2 separate regions of the Homo sapiens genome follow, and region 2 is linked to region 1. A link is a contact called in ENCODE Hi-C or POLR2A ChIA-PET data. All regions are on one chromosome and are shown on one strand. The core of a region is the stretch at or near the end of the contact, and the rest is flanking DNA. Distances in the headings are between cores, read along the strand shown.

Region 1 (6,778 bases), core at 460-2,959:
GAGTAGCTGGGACTACAGGCACACTTAGTCTAAAATTTAGTTATTGAGAAGATTAAATGTGATAATGTTAACAGCTGTTAAATACAATTTATAGGAGCCCATTGTTTTGCACTGAGCTTCAGCACAGTAGACCAAACCAAAACAGAGTTACTCAAGGTGAATTTCTACCCAACCACGCCTAAACGAAATTGTTTATCTGACCTTCTGAGAAATCATCAAATCCCCAAACTGGTCAGTTTTACCCCACATAAGGAAGTCCATTCTGCTTAAACCTTTACAAGAAAAGTAATTTTGAAATGACTAATCTGCTTTTTGTTCTCTGTTTCTACTTTTTAAAAAAAAGTTTAGACAGGGTCTCCCTCTCTGTCACTCATACTGGAGTGCACTGGCACGATCGTATCTCACTGCAACCTCCAACTGCTGGGCTCAGGTGATCCTCCCACCTCAGTTTCCTGAGTAGCTAGAACTACAGGTGTGCAGCCACAGCCACTATGCTTGGCTAATTTTTTTTTCTTTCTCTCTTTTAAATTAAAGTTAGTTTTATTCAAACTATTTTATTCAGAGCCCAGCTAATTTTTGTATTTTTAATAGGGTCGGGATTTTGCTATGTTGGCCAGGCTGGTCTTGAACTCCTGGCCTCAAGTGATCTGCCCCCTCCTCAGACTCCCAAAGGGCTGGAATTACAGGTGTGAGCCACCACGCCCGGCTGCCCAACTAATTTTTTAAAAAATATTTTTATTCTTTAGAGACAGGGGTCTCGCTATATTCCCCAGGCTGGTCTGGAACTCCTGGCCTCCAAGGATCCTTCCACCTCTGCCTCCCAAAGTGTTGGGATTACACGCATGAAACACTGCTTATGGCCTGTTTCCGCCTCTGTCTCCTGGGTAATGGGGACCACAGGTGCGCACCGCCACGCCAGGCTAAAGAAATAAAGTGATGTACTGTATGAAGAAGTGCCGTAAAGTGATATTAAATGTAAGGTATTGTCATTATTAACGTTATTATTATTATTCCTAATATGAGATAGACTAAAGGCCATAAATCAATTGGTATTAACGCTAGAATAAGAACCATAAATTGGCCGGGCGCGGTGGCTCACGTCTGTAATCCCAGCACTTTGGGAGGCCGAGGTGGGCAGATCACGAGGTCAGGAGATCAAGACCATCCTGGCTAACACGGTGAAACCGTGTCTCTACTAAAAATACAGAAAATTAGCCGGGCGTGGTGGCGGGCGCCTGTGGTCCCAGCTACTCGGGAGGCTGAGGCAGGAGAATGGCGTGAACCCGGGAGGCGGAGCTTGCAGTCAGCCCAGATCGCGCCACTGCACTCTAGCCTGGGCGACAGAGCGACTCCGCCTCAAAAAAAAAAAAAAAGAACCATAAATCAAACGAGTCTATAAAGGAGTTCCACAGGTATTCCAATGTTTGGCTACATTATTATCAGTGTATATTATTATTGTTACTGTATTTTTAGTGTACTAAGTGAAAAACCTGGACTTGGAGCAACTGCAAGTCCCATTATTTTGAATGCCCTCACAGTGGGGTTGGGGCGGAGGTGGGGGAGGAAATAAAAAAAACAAAACCAAAACAAACAAACAAACAAAAACCAAAAAACAAACCACGAGACCCGGATGTAGGCAAAAACTACATTTCCCAGAATACCTCACCCCCTCTCCACTATATATACAGTCCATCCGGGTTCTTTGAGATGCTGTTTGGCGACTCGTCGCCATTCCCGGAGCAGGTCGGCCTCGGCCCAGGGGCGAGTATCCGTTGCTGTGTCGGAGACACTAGTCCCCGACACCGAGACAGCCAGCCCTCTCCCCTGCCTCGCGGCGGGAGAGCGTGTCCGGCCGGCCGGCCGGCGGGGCTCGCGCAACCTCCCTCGCCTCCCCTTCCCCCGCAGCCTCCGCCCCGCCAGGCCCGGCCCGGACTCCCGAGCCCCGGCCTCCTCGTCCTCGGTCGCCGCTGCCGCCGGGCTTAACAGCCCCGTCCGCCGCTTCTCTTCCTAGTTTGAGAAGCCAAGGAAGGAAACAGGGAAAAATGTCGCCATGAAGGCCGAGAACCGCTGCCGCCGCCGACCCCCGCCGGCCCTGAACGCCATGAGCCTGGGTCCCCGCCGCGCCCGCTCCGCTCCGACTGCCGTCGCCGCCGAGGCCCCCGTTGATGCCGCTGAGCTCCCCCAACGCCGCCGCCACCGCCTCCGACATGGACAAGAACAGCGGCTCCAACAGCTCCTCCGCCTCTTCGGGCAGCAGCAAAGGGCAACAGCCGCCCCGCTCCGCCTCGGCGGGGCCAGCCGGCGAGTCTAAACCCAAGAGCGGTAAGGACGGGCCTGCGGCAGTGGGCGGGGGCGACTGCCCCTGCTGCTGGGGAGAGTCGTTGCTCTCATCGGCTGGGTTACTCGGGGACAGGCTCCACTTTCTTTTATAGCTCCTACCTGCCCTTTTCCATGGCTCTCATTTGCAGTTACATTAATGAGCGCTGTGCTGCGTGGTTTACGTGGATCATTTACATTAATACTCAAAACTGCTCGATTAAGCAGGTGCTGTTCTTATCGCCATTTTGCATATGATGAGAAAGGGTAAGGTCACCCAGCTAGTATTTGGCTCACAGCAGGCCTTAAGACTTGGTTTGTGTGACTCATCAGTCCACGCTCCTAAAACCACTAAGTTGTTCTACCCTTTAATGTTGAATTAACATTGGATAGTGTTCAAGTTTAGATGGGTGGGTGAGGGCCCAAGGACCTTTCAAACTCAGATCTCTTATTTAATAACCTGGTCCCAGATCCATTCCTCTGTCGAAGAGGAAGTCATCCTTCAGTGGCTATTCATTGTGGGGTTAAGAGCGCAGACTATGAATTCAGTCTTTTTGGGTCCCAGTTTGCCAGACCTTGAGTGAGTGCCCCGAGTTTACTTACTTGTAAAGGTAGGTGGAGGTAATATAATTAAATAAACTTAAAAAACTAATTAAAAACAAAACAAATGAACTAAGGTCTTAGGATATCTGGCGTCTATTTTGCGCCAAATACACATAATGTCTATTGTTGTGTGTTGGACTATAGGATTGTCCTTTAACAGGGAAGGTTTTATTTCTGTAATCAAGTCTGTCAATATTATGACCATGTTGATAATAGCTACCTTTAATTGAGGGCTTACCATGTGCCAAGTACTAGGTGAAGTTTTTACCTCTGTTTTCACTGTGCCAGTCACTGACTTGTCTACCAGGGTGAAATTGTTCATATTTAAAGAAGGAATAAACTGAGCAGGTAGGATGTTAGGAGTTGGCAGAGGCTAGAGTCCCGGTGTTCTTCATTTTATTTCGAAGTTTGTACTAATCTCTGCTCTCTTTTGTATTTCAGTCACATTAGCAGTAATAGGAAGGTGTTTTCAGCGACAGTGGGGATGTTGTGGCAGAGAGGGAAATATTTGAAGTCCCTAAATGTGGAGGTCCAGTTTAAAACTTGTCAAGATTAAAAAAACTGTTTAGAGTGAGACCGGGCGCGGTGGCTCATGCCTGTAATCCGAACACTTTGGGAGGCTGAGGTGGGAGGATAGCTTGAGCCCAGGAGTTTCACACCAGCTTGGGCAAGATAGTAAGACCCTCGTCTCCATAAGAAAAAAAAAAAATTAGCCGAGTGTGGTGGCACACACCTGTAACCCTACCTACTTGGAAGGGTAAGGTGGGAGGATCGCTTAAGCTCAAGGAAGTTGAGGCTGCGGTGAGCTATATCACGATACTGCATACCATCCAGCCTGGGTAACAGAGACCCCCATCTCTAAACAGTAAAAAGAAAACTAAGGCTGACTTAAAACAAACAAAAAAAACAGAAAATTGTAAGGTCTGCTAACTCGCTCAGAGTTCACCTGCTGGATATGGCAAACTTGTTTACCTGGTGTGAGACCATTGGAGTATGGGTTCTCGGGCCGTGTCAGGAAATGGCATGTATGCAGACTGATTTTGCAGTTCTGCACATGCGTAGCTTTGCCATAGATCCCTCAAAAGATAGAAGGTAACCAGTCCTTTTGGTCAGTGTTGGAACTGGTTTAGAGTGGTCTGTTCAAAGCAATTGATAAGTAAGTTTATTTTTGTACTCTATTCCCAGATGTATGTTAAGGATTTGGTTCTCCAACTGTGAATTCTCAACTAATTTTTCTGGGGCTCCTCTTTAAGCCACTAACATACATTCATTAGTCAGTTGCAATAAATGCCTTAAGTTTATTTCTTAGCAGTAGGTGAAAGCTTGTGACAACTTAAAATAAAACAAACAAACAGGTATTTAAGGAATTTTACTGCTATGTCCTTCACTTTGAATATGTTGGTTAGTGGAATTAACTCTGATTACCCAACAAGATGATACAGAATTCTATAGTAGTTTGACCAAAGCAAGTATTTGTCATTGTTAACATTTCAAATGGGCTGGGTGGCTATAATCCCAGCACTTTGGGAGGCTGAGGCAGGCCGATTACTTGAGCCCAGGAGTTCGAGACCCTGTCCTACAAAAAAATAAATGAGCCGGGCGTGGTGGCACGCACCTGTAGTCCCAGCTGTGAAGAGGCTGAGGCAGGGGAGGAGGAAGAGCACTTAAACCCAGAAGTTCGAGGTTGCAGTGAGCCACGATCACTCCACTGCACTCTAGCCTGGGTGGCAGAGTGAGACCCCGTCTCAAAACAAGAAAACTTCTGTAAAAACTCATGTAGGCCGGGTGCGGTGGCTCACGCCTGTAATCCCAGCACTTTGGGAGGCCGAGGCAGGTGGATCATCTGAGTTCAGGAGTTTGAGACCAGCCTGGCCAACATGGTGAAGCCCCGTCTCTACTAAAAGTACAAAAAATTAGTCCGGCGTGGTGGTGCGCACCTGTAATCCCAGCTACTCGGGGGGCTGAGGCAGGAGAATCCCTTGAAACCGGGAGGCGGAGGTTGCAGTAAGCCAAGATTGCACCATTGCACTCCAGCCCGTCTAAAAAAACAAAAACTCATGTAAAGGCCCTTTGTTAGATTTTACAAATAACACATATGTGCCTTGAGGCAGCATTCTTTTTTTTTTGTTTAATGTGTGTGTTAGAAAGCTTGACCATGTTTGCCACCGCCAGTGTCTGCTTTTCTGGCTTCTGCTGTGCGTGTTCGTTTAGCAAGGAAGGATGGGCTTTGTAGCCAAATCCATGCTTCTTCACTAGCCATAATCCACTGCTTGCATTTAGGAACAAATTAAAAGGCAGGATATGTGGAGATTAAAAGGTTAGGAAACTGGATATTGGCTGATTTTTAAAGTTGAAACTAAGCTGCCTTAGGAACGTAACAGCTAAGACCAGTGCTACTACAGCAGATACTCAGGAGCTCTGATGCAGTGACTTCACGATGAGATGGTTGCTCTAACAAAAGGGTACACTCAAGCTCCGCATAATCCCATAAAAAGATTTCTGCAGTATCTCATAAGCTGAACACTTCATATACTTGATTCTGCTGGGAATCATTGAAAGGACCTCTTGAATTACAGAGTACTGAGTTGAGGGGAAAACAAGCGTAAGGTGAAAAGATAGTTTATCTTTTGTCAAGGTGAAAAGAGCAAGAGTTTTCAGTATTCAAATATTTAAGTCACTTTTTTTCTCCCCCTTTTCTACCTCGTGGAAGAAAGCCCTTTGGTTTCTATTCTGTAAACTGTCATTAATGGCCATTTGCTTCCTAGCTACATGATTAATTTCTTTGAGATTTTGTTCCAGTGGCTGGCTTAAATTTGCCCTTCATTTGTACACAGGAAATATGTAAATTTGGCTACCAGGATTTTCTTGATCTTTCCGGCTAGAGTCGCATACCACAGTTTCTTTGCCTGGGCTAATTGCCTGAACATTTATATAACATTCCTTTTCTTGATTATATTCCTACAGCTTCATTCCAGTAGTGTTAATAGGTATTTCTGAGAACATGCAGCAGTAAATATCCTGTGAATATAGCTCAGAGGAGAGAAGGTGGGTTAGAAAGTGGGGAAAGTCATTTAGAGGGAGCAAAGAAAGAGAGGCAAGAGAGAAGGTAGGCCGTTTATGGGCAGGCAGTGGACTCTGGCCAGGAACCAGGCTCTTGTCCCATCCCCCTGGGCCGATAGAACTGCCAGGGAGGTTAAGGGAAGGTCAGGTATTATGAGGCAGTTATTTTGAGGTTGGTGGTATGAAGCACTGCCCTGGCATTCTTCCTGTTATTCTGGTACCAGAAACCAGGTTACTAGTGGTAATCTGCCTTGAAGAATGCCTCTGAGCTGTAAATGGACCTGGAGATTTTAATGGCTTTGAAAATTGAGGTGATTTGAAGCCTTCAGTAAAACCACTTAGAGAAATTAAAAGAATTTCAGGGCCCGTTGGCTGGATTCCTTGGTTTATATGGCTTCATTGGAAGTCTAGTGGGTGCTCTTGACAGGAACGCTTTGGATTTATTAATGATAGGCTTTCAAATCATAGTAAAACTGTGTGTCAGCCACTATGGTAGGCATTTTACAGAAGTTTTCTTTCTTAATCCTCATGATTCTATGAGGAAGTATGGTAGAATATTAGTCCTGTTTCACAGAAAAGAAAATAGAGGCTTAGCAGTGTTAAGAGTGATTTGTCCAAGTAAATTTTTATGAAGTCCTAGGCGGTATTTTTCAATAAGCTTTGTATAATCACACTTAGCAAGCAGATAACTTACTGGCATGTGCATCATTCCTGATACCACCTCTCTCTTCCTTTCATTCAGAATTACTAATTTCAGCTGGATTCAATTTGTTGTCAGTTGATTCTGTAGTAAGGCCAT
Region 2 (6,227 bases), core at 3,569-6,068, 440 kb after region 1:
GCATAGAATTAGCGTGTCCTTTGTTGTTGAAGAAGAGGATGGCAGCAAAGCAGACAGAGGCGCTCCCAGTATCCAGCCTTTTCCTTCTACAGGTGTTTTTCTTGCCTCAAGTCTTTGTGCTACCCTTGAGGGTCACTGTGTGCCCAGCCCAGAGCTGGGCGGGGGTGAGGGGAGTAATAGGAAGGTCAACGTTGTCCCTGCACTCCCGGAGTTTACAATCTAATTGGATTAACAAGACACATTCAGCAAGTCATGAAAAATGCATTCAGAAATGGTGGATTGGGGTCCGTTGGGCAAGCGTTTCTGGGGCATGCGCAATGTGTGGAGTTCCAGGCATGGAGGTCGTAGAGATTATGAAACCCTGGATGCCCAGTAATAGACGGACCTTGGTTTTTGCCATCTGTGGCCCACAGCCAGGCCGGGATCCTGAGACAAACACCTCAGGCGGGGAACAGAACTGTCGAGAGCTTTTTTTGGCTTTTTATTTTGTGAGATGGAGTCTTGCTCTATTGCCCAGGCTGGAGGGCAGTGGTGCGATCTTGGCTCACTGAAACCTCCACCTCCCAGGTTCAAGCAATTCTTCTGCCTCAGCCTCCCGAGTAATTGGGATTACAGGCATGTGCCACCACACTTGGCTAATTTTTTTTTTTTTTTTTTTGAGACAGAGTCTCACTCTGTCGCCCAGGCTGGAGTGCAGTGGTGCAATCTCAGCTCACTGCAACCTCTACCTCCTGGGTTCAAGCGATTCCGCTGACTCAGCTTCTCTAGTAGCTGGGACTACAGGCACGTGACACCGTGCCCAGCTAATTTTTGTATTTTTAGTAGAGACAGGGTTTCTCCATGTTTACCAGGATGGTCTTGATCTCTTGACCTCGTGATTCACTCGCCTCGGCCTCCCAAAGTGCTGGGATTACAGGTATGAGCCACCGTGCCTGGCCCATTTTTGTATTTTTAATAGAAGCGGGGTTTCACTATGTTGGCCAGGCTGGTCTTGAACTCCTGGTCTCAAGTGATCCGCCTGCCTCAGCCTCCCAAAGCACTGGGATTACAGGCATGAGCCACTGTGCTCGGCCTCCTGTTTTTTTTTGTTTTTGTTTTTTGAAGGCAGTATCACCCAAATAAAAATAACTTTATATTTTTTTCCAGATATAACTAATAAATGTTCATGTTACAAGGTTCAGGGCTCATCCTAACACTTTAGAAGGCCTAGGTGGTAGGATGACCTGAGTCCAGGAGCTTGAGACCAGCCTGGGCAACGTGGTGAGACCCCATCTCTAAAATTAGAAAAATTGGAAAACAAAAAAAAAGAAAGAAAGAAAAAAAAATCTTCGAGTGTAGACTCAGAAATCTGTGTTTCTAACCCCTGCTCCAGGGCATTCTGATGCCGTAGCTCTGCTCCAGTGAGTAGGGAAGGCCAGCCAGTGAAGGCTCACATTGCTGTGGGTGGCAGAAGAGGACAGCAGGAGATTCTGACCAGGTAGATCTTGAAGACAGCAGCAGCTTGACAAATGGAGGTTTCCAGGTAGAGGGAGCAGCTTGCACAAAGGCACAGAGGTGAGAAAGTTAGGGGTATGTTCTGGAGATGGCAAATAGAGTGGGTGAGGTCTGGGTATGGAGGGGCTGTGCAAGATGAGGCTGGAAAGATTCAAATCGAGGAGGGCTTTGAGTGCTAGGCTAAAGCATCAAAATGTACTCTTGCCTCTGGCATTTATTTGCAAAATAGTGGTACACGAGGTAATTGTAGGTGATATGGTACATGTAGGGAGAACATTCTCTTTTCAGTCCCTTCTAAAGTGCTTACATTGAGGAGAAAGTTTCAATTAGTTGCTAGTCTATCTTTAACACCCCTCTGAACACTGCCTAATTTCCTTTCAACATAGAGAAACCCTCCTTAGGCTTAGGGCCTTAGTGTGAAACAAGAACAAGTGTGAATGCCTCATTTCCATGTCTGAATGACTGCTTGCTATTTATGGCAAGGGATACTCTTTTTCTTTTTCTTTTTTTGAGACAGAGTCTCACTCCGTCACCCAGGCTGAAGTGCAGTGGCACGATCTCGGCTCGCAGCAACCTCCGCCTCCTGGATTCAGGTGATTTTTGTTCCTCAGCCACCCGAGTAGTTGGGATTACAGGCACGTGCCACTATGCCTGGCTAATTTTTGTATTTTTAGTAGAGACGGGGTCTCACCATGTTGGCCCTAGCCTCAAGTGGTCTTGAACCCCTAGCCTCAAGTGATCCTCCTGCCTGGCCTCCCAAATTGCTGGGATTACAGGTGTGAGCCACTGTGCCTGGCCGGGATACTGTTTTTTTGAGTATTAAAATTATATAAAGCTTTTCTTTTCTTTTTCTTTTTTTTTTTTTTTTTTGAGACGGAGTTTCGTTCTTGTTCCCCAGGCTGGAGTACAATGGGGCGATCTCGACTCACTGCAACCCCCGCCTCCTGGGTTCAAGCAATTCTCCTGCCACAGCCTCCCGAGTAGCTAGGATTACAGGCATGCGCCACCACGCCCAGCTAATTTTGTATTTTTAGTAGAGACGGAGTTTCTCCATGTTGGTCAGGCTGGTCTCGAACTCCCGACCTCAGGTGATCTGCCCACCTCGGCCTCCCAAAGTGCTGGGATTACAGGCATGAGCCACCGCTCCCGGCCAAAACTTTTCTTTTTAAAATAAGTTTAGTTTTAAAAAAGTGAGTTGACAGGAGCAAAACTGCTAAGTAAATAATGCAAAAGGCAGTGGTGCTCAAATATGGGAAAATAATATGCAGGTGATACCAGAGTCTTGCCTTTGGGAAATGCAGACCCAGGTCCTTTTGTCTTTAGAGCTCACCGGCAATGCGAGGTGTTTCAGGTAGAAGGAACAGCATCAATGGGGTGTTGGCTAGTGTTTAACAGCTGGCTCTCTGAAAAAGCAAAATAAAACACACACACACCAAATCTGATGGTCTGTTTCCATGATGTGAGTACCTCCAGCTGGGCCGAACTGACATCACTGAACACAGTGGAAAGTGATGACTGCAGTTGTCTCTCCTGGGAGCTTCAACACAGTACAGGCTGACAAAAGTGGGCAGGGGGTAAGGGCAGGTGGTGGGAGTGGCCTCTACGCCAGAGAAGGGAATGGAGAGGTCAGGCTGGCTAGAGAGTGGGGTTGAGTCGTCCATGCCCTTGAATGCCAGGATGAGGGCTAAAGAGTCAAATGGAATGGGTGACTTCATATGCAGAAGTTTTTACAAGAGAAGAGAACTCAGTTTGGCCAAGAGAAGTGGGGTCGTCATGTTGGTAATCACGTAACAGTGATCGTTCAGTCATGCGGAATGCTTTCAAGGTGTTGGACACTGTTCATTTTTTATTTTTAGTTTTTGAGGCAGGGTCTCACTCTGTCGCCCAGGCTGGAGTGCAGTGGTGCAATCTTGGCTCACTGCAACCTCTGTCTCCTGGGTTCAAGCGATTCTTCTGCCTCAGCCTCCCTAGTAGCTCGGATTACAGTTGTTTGCCACCACGCCCGGCTAATTTTTGTATTTTTAGTAGAAATGAGGTTTCGCCATGTTGGCCAGACTGGTCTCGAACTCCTGACCTCAAATGATCCACCTGCCTCGGCCTCCCAAAGTGCTGGGATTGCAGGTGTGATCCACCACACCTGGCCGCTTGCAGGGTGTTGGACACTGTGGATATCACCTCATTCATTCTCCTAACAACCCAAGAGAAGAGGAACTGAGGCAAAGAGAAGTTAAGCAAGTTGCCCAAGGCCATACGGCTAGTAAACGGCAGAACGAGGCTCAAACCCAGGCACTCTGGCTCTAGAGTGTGTGTTCCTAACCACTGTGCTCTAGCACCTCGGAACCTTAGTCTCTTCATCTGCAAAATCAGCACTGAGGTGACAAGGCCAACGAGCAGAGGGTTGGAGTTACCCAGAACAACAACAACAACAAAAGTAATAGTAACACATATTTGGTCAAGGCTTAGATTCTGGCGTCATGGGGATCTGGGTTCAAATCCTAATTCTGCCTTAGCCGATTAGGGTCCCTATCCTCTTAAAGCCTTGGTTTCCTTATCTGTAAAATGGGGATATCATGAAGCTGTTAGATGTTAAATGAGAAAATGAATGAGAAAATTGCATGTACTGTCCATAAAGTTGAAAAGATAATAGGGGTGGGAAGGAGAACAGTCCGAGTTTGAATGCAGGTGGGCCCTGGGGCATTGTCTGGACTGAAGGACAAGGGTCAGTTGAATTGCCAAAGAGCTCTGAGACTGGCTGAAGGGACACTCGTCTTGTGCTAGCTGCTAAGACCAAGGGGAAGCCTGTGCCTCGCCCGAATTTTAGTCTTGCAAACAGCTGCTCACCCAGTAGGAGAGAATTGTGATAAAACTCATAGCCACCATTTCTTGAATATCTACTATGCCCCGGGACACAGCAGACTATTTTAGAGAATTTGCGAAGGAAACACAGTGACATCTGTTGGACACCTTGCAAACTACCAGCTCAGGATAGTTAAATTTGAATGTTAGATGGAGGGAACTTCCTTTCCACAATGACATGATTTTGTAAAGCTGAGTGTATGGCAGTTGTCATGATTAAAAGCAAGTGCCATGCAGAAGTTATTGTGTAACAGGAAATGAGATTAGATAGCGTCCAATCTAATCTCAAGGTTTGAGTAGCTGTGGACAGCCCAACAGGCACAGGCCTCCCGTTAGTACATCCATACGAGAAGTTAAGAATGAGTGAAAATAGTTTTTTTTTTTTTAATTTATGTGCATTATTTTTTTCAAGCAGCTACCTTGTTAGGACATACTTAATAGTTATCTTGGCCTACCTACTGCACTTACTAAACAACTGTTCACTTTTTAATTTTTAATTTTCAGATTTTTTTGAGACGGATTGTTACTCTATCGCCCAGGCTGGAGTGCAGTGGCGTGATCTCTGCTCACTGCAACCTCCGCCTCCCGGGTTCAAGCTATTCTCCTGCCTCAGCCTCCTGAGTATCTGGGACTACAGGTGTGCGCCACCACATCCAGCTAATTTTTGTATTTTTAGTAGAGATGGGGTTTTACCATGTTGGCCAGGCTGATCTGGAACTCCTGACCTCAGGTGATCCACCTGCCTCGGTCTCCCAAAGCGCTGGGATTACAGGTATGAGCTACCATGTCCGGCTGTTCCTTTTTTTTTTTTTCTTTTTCTTTTTTTTTTGAGACGGAGTTTCTCTCTGTCACCCAGGCTGGAGTGCAGTGTCATGATCTCAGCTCACTGCAACCTCTGCCTTCTGGGTTCAAGTGATTCTCCTGCCTCAGCCTTCCGACTAGCTGGGATTATAGGTGCCCACTGACAAGCCTGGCTAATTTTTGTATTTTTAGTAGAGACGGGTTTTCACCATGTTGGCCAGGCTGGTCTCGAACTCCTGACCTCAAGTGATCCACCCACTTCGGTCTCCCAAAGTGCTGGGATGACAGGCATGAGCCACTGCGCCCAGCCACTGTTCGCTTTTTTTCTCAGTGGTTCTCTAGTCCATTGCCTTAACCACTCACCATGACTACAGCTCTTATTTGCAGTGACTCTCAAGAATGCAAATGCAAATGCCATTCCTGACCTCGAGTTAATTCAGCTTTGTCCCCTGAGCATGGGGGAAAGGCAGGCTGGGGGCTGGAACTTTCTGCTTGTGTACCTATCTCTTTAGACTCTGGAGGCTCCTCCCCAATCTCTGTCATTCCCTCTCCAACCAAATCCACCTGCCGTCCCAGACTCAAATGCTCAGCCACCTAACTGCCTGAGGACCCAGCAGTTAATGAGTTTACATGCTGGGGGCAGGAGTCAGGGCCAACACTCCTTGGTTCCTCTGGCTCCCTGGAAAGGGAAAGTCACCAAGAGGCAGCTGCAGGCAGCAAAGAGAATAAGCAGGAGAACCTCAAAGCCACAAAGGGACAGCACACAGCATCTTCCCTGTTTAGCCTGGACTTGAGAATGCTGTCCCCAGCAGTAAGCTGCTCAACCTCAAAGCAACTTGCACGGGGGTTTACAAAAAAATGCACTTGGCCGGGCACGGTGGCTCACGCCTATAATCCCAACAGTTTGGGAGGCCGAGGTGGGTGGATCTTTTGAGGCCAGGAGTTTGAGACCAGCCTGGCAAACATGGTGAAACCCTGTCTCTACCAAAAATACAAAAATTAGCCAGGCATGGTGGTGTGTGCCTGTAGTCCCAGCTACTCAGGAGGCTAAGGTAGGAGGATTGCTCGAACCCAGG

Evidence for each region. Hi-C counts contacts between places; a loop is a spot of excess contacts on that map. ChIA-PET counts read pairs that join two places held with the same protein, here RNA polymerase II (POLR2A). Pooled maps may share reads with other maps.
Region 2: a loop to region 1 is called in a pooled map, with 2.2 times the contacts of the local background. The contact joins the promoter of HNF1A-AS1 here to the promoter of RNF10 in region 1. A Hi-C loop is called at or near these places in 1 of 50 pooled maps. POLR2A ChIA-PET finds 5 or more read pairs at or near these places in 4 of 52 experiments (AG04450, HepG2, activated CD4-positive, alpha-beta T cell and 1 more).

Annotation. Positions count from the first base shown.
Region 1 is chr12:120,532,647-120,539,424 of GRCh38, forward strand. It overlaps RNF10 (ring finger protein 10), which reads left to right and starts at 1,710. Exons shown (of 17, transcript NM_014868.5): 1 at 1,710-2,322. The coding sequence starts at 2,166. It overlaps LOC128071547, which reads left to right and starts at 2,051. Exons shown (of 1, transcript NM_001414895.1): 1 at 2,051-2,311. The coding sequence starts at 2,051. The coding sequence ends at 2,311. RefSeq lists silencers at 1,608-1,761, 1,860-1,929.
Region 2 is chr12:120,967,474-120,973,700 of GRCh38, forward strand. It overlaps HNF1A-AS1 (HNF1A antisense RNA 1), which reads right to left and starts at 4,819. Exons shown (of 1, transcript NR_024345.1): 1 at 2,365-4,819. RefSeq lists an enhancer at 5,412-5,939.